2 separate regions of the Homo sapiens genome follow, and region 1 is linked to region 2. Evidence: chromatin loops called from intact Hi-C (ENCODE). Cell type or tissue: heart left ventricle. All regions are shown on one strand.

Region 1 (5,000 bases), 710 kb after region 2:
AAATACAAAAATTAGCCAGGCATGGTGGCACGTGCCTGTAGTTCCAACTACTCGGGAAGCTGAGGCAGGAGAATGACTTGAACCTGGAAGGCGCAGGTTGCAGTGAGCCGAGATCGCGCCACTGCACTCCAGCCTGGGCTATAGAGCAGGACTCTGTCTCAAAAATAAATAAATAAATAAATAAATGACAATCTCTTTGTTTATAAGTCAGTCTCTCCATTTTTTTTTTTTTAAGATGCAGTCTCACTCTGTCACTTGGCTGGAGTGCAGCGGTGTGATCTTGGCTCACTGCAACCTCCGCCTCCCGGGTTCAAGCAATTCTCCTGCCTCAGACTCCAAAGTAGCTGGGACTACAGGCGCGTGCCACCAGGCCTGGCTAATTTTTTGTATTTTTTAGTAGAGATGGGGTTTCACCGTGTTAGCCAGGATGGTCTCGATCTCCTGACCTCGTGATCTGCCCACCTCGGCCTCCCAAAGTGTTGGGATTACAGGCGTGAGCCACCACGCAATTTTCTAATGTTTATGAATGTAGCACAAGGTGAATGCAAAGTAAAATTGCAAATCTCAAAAAGATAAAGTTTCATGAAGTCTATGAAAATAATATAGCTTCATGAGAAAATTATTACTTTCTAATTGAAAACGTGGCCAAGGTAGTTAGACCAATAAGAATTGGAACATGAAAGGTGTTTAAAGGACAGTGAATACAGTATTAATCACTGAGTAATAAAAATCTTTAGAAAACTTGATGATGCTTTCAACTTTTGCAAAAAAAGTCACTTTTGTTAATTCCATGGAGACAAATGTGAAAAGAAGAATGTCATATTGTGCTATCATAGTTTTGTCAGAAAACCTATGTTAAAAAAATCAGTACTTGTTCACTACAAAAAAAAAAAACCAAGATAACTATGTGAGGTGAAAGATATGTTGCCTAAGCTTGATTGTGGTAATCACGAAGTATATATCAATGTATACATATATTTATGGTGTTCAAGCATACTCAACAATATAAATATATACAATTTGTATTTATAAATTGAACTTCAATAAAGCTGGAGGAAAAAATAGTACTTAATTCATTCTTTTTTAAGATTTTTTTTTTTTTAGAGAAAGAGTCTTGCTGTGTCACTCAGGCTGGAGTGCAGTGATGCAATCATAGTTAACTGTAACCTCAAACTCCTGAGCTCAAGCGATCCTGCTACCAAAGCTTCCTAAGTAGGACCACAGATACTGATTCATTCTTAATTCTAATAATTAGCTAAGGTTGCAATTACATAGTAAATTTTTTTTTTTTTTTTTTTGAGACAGAGTCTCCTTCTGTTGCCCAGGCTAGAGTGTGGTGGCACAATCTCGGCTCACTGCAACCTCTGCCTCCTGGGTTCAAGCGATTCTCCTGTCTCAGCCTCCTGAGTAGCTGGAATTACAGGCATTTGCCACCATGTCTGGCTAATTTTTTTTTTTTTTTTTTTTTTGAGACAGAGTCTTGCTCTGTCGCCCAGGCTGGAGTGCAGTGGCACAATCTCGGCTCACTGCAAGTTCCGCCTCCCGTGTTCACGCCATTCTCCTGCCTCAGCCTCCGGAGTAGCTGGGACTACAGGCACCCGCCACCATGCCCGGCTAATTTTTTGTATTTTTAGTAGAGACAGGGTTTCACTGTGTTAGCCAGGATGGTCTCGATCTCCTGACCTCGTGACCCACCCGCCTTGGCCTCCCAAAGTGCTGGGATTACAGGCGTGAGCCACCGTGCCCGGCCTAATTTTTGTATTTTTAATAGAGATAGGGTTTCACCATGTTGGCCTGGCTGATCTTGAACTCCTGACCTCAGGTGATGCACCCGCCTTGGCCTCCCAAAGTGCTAGGATTACAGGCGTGAACCACCATGCCTGACCAAGTTATACAGTAAATTTTGCTGAAGACTTTAAGTTTCATTTTTCAACATAAAGAGCAAATCGAACTTCATCCTCTCTCTCATTCACCACCACCACCACCACTACCACCACCATCATCCATCACCACTACCATCAACAATAATAATTTATTTTACAAGACTTCATCCTTGAACAGGTTGCTTTAGGTGGTCCCTTTTGAGCACTTTCTGTCCTCTTTGAAGGTAATGTATGCTTAATCGGAGTTATATTTTTAATAAATAAAACAGAAAATAATTTTCTGTCATTTATTCAGCTGAGGGGAAAAAAAGTGTAAACACAATCTCTAGCAAAGGATGCAATTTGTGAGTTGGACCACAAGATGGAGGCACCAGTCACCTAAACGGAAATAAAGATAAAAGCAAAAAAACAGCCTTTTAAGTGTAAAAATAACAAACCTAATTTTAAAAAAAATCAGGTACATTTCCAATTCATTTTATAAGAATGGAAATTTATTCAAACAATCAAACAGTGAAGTCTGACATATAGTTCTGAAGATACTATCTCTACCAAACCCAATTCAATTGAAAAATCTCAAAAGCAACCTTGTCAACTCACTTTTACAACTCTTGCAGAGTAAGTCACACTTACAAAGTCTTCAAACAGCAGCAGAAAGGAACTGCTGAACTGAGTAGTACTTTGAAAAGTGAGGGAGTATGAAAAGTAATAGTTTCATGTGATTTACACTGATGCAGAGAAACTGGGTTTTACACAAAAAGAATGCAAATTGAGTTTCATAGCTACGTGATATTGACAAATCAACACTAGACATATTATTTTCCCTCATTTATTATATTCTTCAACAAATACAGCGAGTCACAACAAATGCTAGGCATAGTGCCTATACACAGTATTTAAGAAATACTAATTCTCATTATTGTTATTATTGACACTACTATTCTTAATATAAAGCAATTACAAAACCCTCAAAACAAAAGGAGACAAATAACTCTTTTTCTCTTACATGAAATATTTTCAACCTCACTTAGAAACATAACCCAGCTTAGTCACTCATCCATTATTAGTTCCATTTCTGTTAAAATGTTTCATATTTCTATGGCAGGGAAAACTAGAATTCAAGATTAAGGTTCCTTAACTTCATAAGCATAAAGCATAAAGAACTGACAGGTACGACTGTGAACACATTTCATCCTCCTGTTTTTCTGTTTGAAAGTGTGACACAGATGTGGTACTATTTGTATAAGTAAGGGAGAAGGGTTTTTGTTTCCCCTCAACAAAATACAATTAAATATTTAAGTACATGAACACATATACACACGAACTAAGGGAATTCAGTAAGTATTTGAAATAGTCTCAGAAGAAAACATAAGACATGAAATTTCAAAATGAAGATCAGAAAATTAAAAATCCAACCTTCAAACAACTCTGAGACAACCTGTATAAAAACTTTTAAATTACTATTTTATAGTCAACAAAGTATTTTAAAGTAAGTTCAACTTTTTATAGATATCACTAAACCGAAGGCATGTTTTAGCTAAAATCAAAATATTTTAGGATATTCTATCAATCTGATGATGCCCATGGTGATGATTACATCATGTGACCTCTGGATCTCTGATAACTAAAGAAAGAATGTTACTTACTATTGAAAAAACTAAATGTTTGATTTAAAATTTTTTTATCCATTCTTCAAAATATAATTGCCACTTCTATCATTGTGCATTACTGATTAGGAATGATCCATATTATCATTTAAAAATCTTTATCTTAAAAGTTAGTTTATAAAACAGTAGTGCAGGGCTTATTTGGAAGAAAAAATACATCCAGTTATTTTAGAGAAATGATTACTCCTTCAAATCAATTCAAAAAAAATTTAACAGTGAATCTAAAATGTTTAAAACAATTCTGCCATCTACTGGAAAAATCTGAAATGTCTTCATAATTTCCCAAATGTTAAAGAGAAAATATCACATTGAAAAGAGCTATATATCATGATCTTCCAATAGCTACTAAAAACAAGAGACTTGACTTATAATTCTGACCATTTCATTTGTTTTGATCCTTAATAACTACTTAACTGCATACTAATTCATTATAATTTTTAGTATATTTTAAATCCTAAATACAAATATGATGAGGTGAGATAATTTAAAACAATGCAGGATTACAATTACATATAATAGTGGATAACATAGGTTTTGATATATTCATCCTTATGACTGGGTATCTTAACAAGTTTGAGGCTGGCAATGAAACTATATTTAGGACACTGACTAAACCAAATCCAAACCTGAACCACACTAGAGGCGTCGTGACATTATGAAAAGATACTCCTATTTCTAATGAGAATATTTTAGTCCCTGAAGAATAATTTGGCCAATTTACCATAATAAAAAGAAAAGTATATCTTAAGCATCTGTCTCAAGATTTTGTAAAACTAGTTAACAGAAAAACCATTTTCTGTGGTTTTCTTATATTTTGTTTTGTTTTTGTCTTTATGCCTCTGGGTCCGTAAACATCTGAATTCACTGAATAGCTGCTTTTTCAGCATCTACTTTATATCCAGGCACATGCATATAAAGTACATTTAAGTATTCAGAAACATAACAATCACTTCATATTTAAAATGAGGATAATAATCCCTGGTTACATGGTTGTTATAAAAATGTTAAGTAATCAGAGTTAGCACCTAATAAATAATAGTTATCATTACTTTAAGTATCACTAAAAAGATTGGAAGATTATAAGTAGCTGAGAACAAAATGAATGAAAAAAATGTGTTTTCAATTTGTTACAAATTAAATATGAAAACTTCAGATTAAAATAGCCTATGATTCATGTTTACTTCCTTTATCTCCCAAAACCCAATTGAATTTATTAAAGAATATATGAGAGGAGATACAGCTATGCTAGAAAACAAAGGTACCATTAAAAGGTCAGACACTAAGGCCAAAAGTTCTGAAATACATAAAACAGATGTTTTGCTTAGAGCAGTAGTCAATAACTATCTGTCACATGAGAAAATTAACAAATGACACAGGATGAGATGAAAAGCAAACTTAGCAGTGCTGACTGGCCTGTGAATTAGCACAAGTGAACAGACTTGCTTAGAAAGAA
Region 2 (5,000 bases):
ACTGTGAGGACATTACCTCCCCATCCAAACCCCTTCACCAGCACTCCTGGCCAAGATGGTACATGTGCAGTGCAAGTCTTCAAGGATTTGGGGAGAGCAGTAGAATCCCTTCTTTTATGCCTTTTTCTCTTTTGGCAAAGACTGACTCCATGCTCACCAATTAGATTAGAGTCATGTCACTGGATTCTAGTCAGGCAGCCTGTACAGGGCTGGCCTTTAAAACATTCAACACAATCTTCCACTCATTCTCCCCTTCCAATTCATGAGACTGAAAGTAAAGGACCCTGCGATGGTGGAGACACGTGATGGCAAGAATCTGTATCCCTACTCAGAGAGGAGCATCAGACTGGCGTCAGACCATAACACGAGCAAGAAACATGTGCTTGGTTAAGCCACTGAGATAGGGTGTTTACTCATCACTGAAGTGCAGCCTAGTCTGTTGTAACAGATCTATCCACCTCCGACCCCAGTGTTCCCCATCCTCCGATTTCTCTCCCTTCTGTACTCTTTCTGCAGCCACCTTGGCCTCAGTCATTTCCTCACAGCACAGTATTCACAGTTGCAGCAGAGGCAGGGGAAGAAGACCCAAGAAGGGAAGACCTGGGTGCTTCTCTTCCCCTAGCATGCTATTGCACTGCCTCTCATCCTGGCTGTTCCTCTCTCTGGAATACTCTTCCTCTAGATGTTCACTCCTGGCTTCTTTTCAGCTGAAATGACTCTTTCTCAGAGAAAGTTGCTGGCACCACCCATCCACCCACAACTTCTCAACACAATACTCTTTACTGCGTTCGTAGCAGTAAATTATTCAAGAAATTATCTCATCTGTTTATTGTCTTTCTCCTTGTAGGATGTCATCTCCACCAGAACAAGGACTACGTTTTGTATGTTGCTGTTCCGTTAGTGCCAGAACATGCCCACCCCTGCTCAGTAAATAAGCGTTAAGTGAATGAATTAATAAGTGAAAGGCTGTAAGTACTTTGACCTCCAGGTTATCTAGTCTCACTCCCTTTACAGATGAGGAAATTGACTCTTTTCCCAGAAAAGAGGAAACAGAAAAGCAAAGGCAACTCTCCCATGCTAGCTGTTTCTGGAGTGCTGAACTTAGATGTGATTTATTCAAATGAAAACTCTTGGGGAATTGTTTCAGAGGGATCCGTAAAACAAATGTCATTTTTACCTAGAGAATTCACCCAACCTTCCAACCAATTTCAAATGTAGTTCTTCAATGCAGATTTAACAAATTTGAAATCTTACATAAAGCTATTTATCATCTAATGTGCGCCTGCCCTGCACCACAGTTTAAGTTACAGCTTTTTAATGTGGTAAAACATTTCAATGAAATCATCAAAATACCTTAAACCAAAACTGCTTATAAGATATTGATGAGTTTCAAGCATTGATTCCACCCCTGAAAACATCAACCTTGCTATTGGCACCATGGGCACTTCTAATAATAGCAGCCAAGGAGGTATAATGAATATCTAATGAACCATTTTGTATGTCTATGTTGCTTCTTGAATTGGAAATAAATCAATGAGCCTTACAAAATGCATATTTTAGTGATACCTCTATAAACAATAATCTTGTTTTTCTATCATGACTCGAATGTCATTCTTTTTATAATACAATTGAAGATTTAATAATTTATTATATAGATTGCCTTCCCCATTTTAGCTCTAGGTTATGTGTGTATACATAATACATATACATATAGGTCGCCTTTCCCATTTAAGCTCTAGGTTATGTGTGTATATGTATATATGTGTGTGTATATGTATATATGTGTGTATATATATGTGTGTGTGTGTGTATATATATATATATATGTACACATAACCTACAGCTTAAACGAGGAAGGCAACCTAGTCCAATGTTTGATTTTTAAAATTTTTAAAAGTCCTTGTATGTAGAAGCTCTGTGGGTCATAAAAGTAAACCAAAATGCCCACGTTCCAGGAGCAAACATAGAGGCACATAAATAGTAACTAGTAAACAAGTCATAGACGCTTCCATGAATACAATACCAGAGAAAGCCTAGATCCAGTGCTAAAGGCTGAATGAAGACCAAGAGATACGATAATCCTGCTTTACAGGCACTATAGCTGAGCCCACACTCATCTGGGCCAGTCAGACCAAGGCTGGTTTCCTTGGGCTGGAACAAGCTCCTCTGGGAACAGCGTGGTGTGTTCACCTAGAGACCTCCTCCTGACAAAGGTTTTGGCTGTGTTGTCCCACCCACTTCCTCAGCTGAAAATGGGAAATGGGGCAAGTTGCTTCCCCTCCTGCTGGCTCAAATCCTATGACCCAAAGCACGGTCTCCATCTCAGCAACTTCCCTTCCAGAGGCCAAATATAGCCATCCCTTTCCTGGCTCACTAAAATTCCAGTCAGACTGCTGTGCACAGTGACAGACGGCCAAAGAGCATCTCACCAGCCCAGCCACAGCCCAAAATAACGGCCACTTGGTTAGCACAGACTGTGGACTTTTTCTTTTTTGTTGTTGTTGAGACTTCGTTCTGAGTTATTTTTTGTTTTGGTTTTGGATTTTGTTTCGTTTTTGTAGTTTGAAAGTAAACAGAGTATCTGAAGAAGTGGCTACACCAACTTCCTACATGAGGTTCCTGGGTTTAGTTCCAGCAGTGGTGGGTAATGACCAGAAATGTACTCACCTCTTAAATCTCCCCAGCCGCCTACCCAAAAGGAGGGGCTGACAAGCGCATTTCCTCCCCATTCTGTCCAGCAGTGCCTCCTGCACACCCCAGGTCATGCTGGGACCCACCCACCATGCTACATTTTCTCCTGGGTCTCGTGGAAGGAAGACTGGGGGAGGCTGTCCTGTGGGCTGGGTGGGGACACTTCCAGACTTGCACCCATGATGCTTCTGGGCAGTAGACAGGCCCCGCCCCCAAGCTGTCAGTTCGGTGCCCTCCACAAGTTCTAAAAGGCCTTAAATTATTAATTTATTTCTTTAAAAATACACCGTGCTCAACAACAACCAAGCCCACTTTTGATCTGCATCATGACACACAAGGCTCTTGTCAACCAGATTTTGTGCAGGCCAACAGACACATCTTATTAAATCTTACCTAGCGGGTGACATGAAATTGGAGCATGCTAAAGAGATTTAGGCTGGGAAAGATGATTGTCTTCTCCATGCCCTGTTTCCAAATGCAATGAGTAATAAGCAATTTTGCAAAACTATAACCTTCAACTGTTGGAACATCTTTGTACTTTTGTTCTTCAAAGGCAGAATGTTTTCTGGAATTATGTTTCTACCTGAGGAAAAAAATATACTCCTTCAATTTCTACATGTGCAAGCATATCACACAGATATATCTCATTTCTTGTCATGTTGTATGCTGTCTCAAGATCAATAAATAATTTATGCATTTAATGCATTTATCAGCTCTCGTGTGTGTGTGTATATATATATGTAAATCTCCTATGTGTTAATGTCAAAGATGTCTTCTATATTAACGGAAAGCAAGCAACCTCTTGGGTGTTTCACCACCATGAAATTAACTTTGCATCTTACCCATCAAATGAGTGAAAAGTGAGAACAGGTCCCTGCTCTTTATAGAAAACTAAACGCTAGTTTACAACAGATAAGGAGTTACAGTAGGAATTTCACATTGCTTATCTGCTGAAATTTCTCCCCTCCCTTATTTTTTTTTTCCAAAGAAGTTCTTTATTACTCCAGGGCCACTTAGATTGTAGAGGGAATACGGCTCCTAAATTTCAACTTGTTCTATTTAAGTTGCCTTTCCTTTGCTTCCCACTTGGAGTATTTATCATGCTTGTCGTTAAGAACTGCTTCTGAGCCCTCACAGTGCCAAGCCTGGGACCAGGTGCATACGTTTGGCAGTCCTCACCTCCACTGCCATCCACAGGCTCCAATTTGGATTTAACCATGGTCATCATTCACACCCTCATGGCAGCAGGATCTAGGGGTGCCACCAATATGATGACAGGCAGTGAGCATGAGCACTGGCAGCAACTGCTTTGGGCAAAGTCACGTGGCTGCACCTGGCTCATGCTTGCTGTTCTGAGCCTGTCCCCTCTTTCCACCCACCTTCCCCATTTGGAAGACTTCTGTGTTTCAGCAATGCCATGAAAGAACCCCCAGACTGATAGAATCTGAGAGGAATGGATCTCAAAAATAATCTCGTCCAAACTGCTCATTTAAAAAATAAGGAAATGGAGTACCTGAGGGGTTAATTTCCTTGGCCACACTCACACAGGTAGTTGCTGGCAGAGCAGAGACTGGAACTAAGTATTTGAACCCACTTCCAAGGCTCCTTCCACCATACCAGTGGCTCCCAACATTTGCTGGCACAACCCACAGTCAGAAGGAAACTTTACATCCTGATCCACACACGTGCACACATGTATGCAACTTACACAAACGTTTTACAAAACAATGCTTACTATGTGACACACTTTGATCTTTTCTATTGTCGTAGATTCATTTTAAAATATTCTGGAGATTGCTTAACAGCACATAGACTCAAACTGCAACCGTACAGAGAAGATTAGCATGGCCCCTGCACAAGGATAACATGCAAATTTTTCCCATATTTTTTGTACATTTACCAAATGTTACTTTTCTTTCCAGGGATAACATTTATAGGTATACAGTCCTATAGTTTGCATTTTTCTTAGTTAGATACATCCACTGAATATTTAGGAGGACGGGGGTTGAATTAGATACAGAACAGGGTCCCTTTTAGGTCTAAGCATCATGCTCCTGATCAGGAATGATCTTCCTGTCTACCTGTCCTCAGATTAGAATGATCTGAAAGACAGAATGATCTAGTAGACAGAACACTGGACTGAGAGTCAAGGCCCAGCATCTAGTCCTGGCTCCACCAACTGCTAACTGTGTAACTTTGGGCGAGTTTCCTCTGGGTTCCGTTAACTCATCTGCATGATCAAGCTGTTACTAACTGACAGAGTTCTGAGGAGTAAATGAAATAATGCAAATTAAAGCAATAAAAAGCTC

Evidence for each region. Peaks named below come from ENCODE experiments on the same cell type or tissue, not always from the same donor. Only the 100,000 strongest peaks of a DNase experiment are listed, where the experiment ranks them.
Region 1: it touches region 2 in a loop (2.8-fold over the local background); 37 of 110 quality-filtered maps call a loop at or near these places.

The regions. Positions count from the first base shown.
Region 1 is chr5:60,958,064-60,963,063 of GRCh38, reverse strand. All of the region lies in intron 1 of NDUFAF2 (NADH:ubiquinone oxidoreductase complex assembly factor 2), which reads right to left. Among named protein-coding and RNA genes, the nearest start is that of NDUFAF2, 15 kb to the right of the region's middle. In heart left ventricle, CTCF peaks have their summits at 2,237 (motif pointing right) and 3,812 (motif pointing left); no DNase peak of the experiment used is centred here.
Region 2 is chr5:61,663,725-61,668,724 of GRCh38, reverse strand. All of the region lies in intron 1 of LINC03122 (long intergenic non-protein coding RNA 3122), which reads right to left. LINC03152 (long intergenic non-protein coding RNA 3152) reads left to right here. Exons shown (of 8, transcript NR_109910.1): 7 at 848-968. It also overlaps the pseudogene RNU6-913P. Among named protein-coding and RNA genes, the nearest start is that of LINC03122, 28 kb to the right of the region's middle. In heart left ventricle, no CTCF peak of the experiment used is centred here; a DNase peak (open chromatin) is centred at 2,374; H3K4me3 peaks cover 399 bases; H3K27ac peaks cover 557 bases.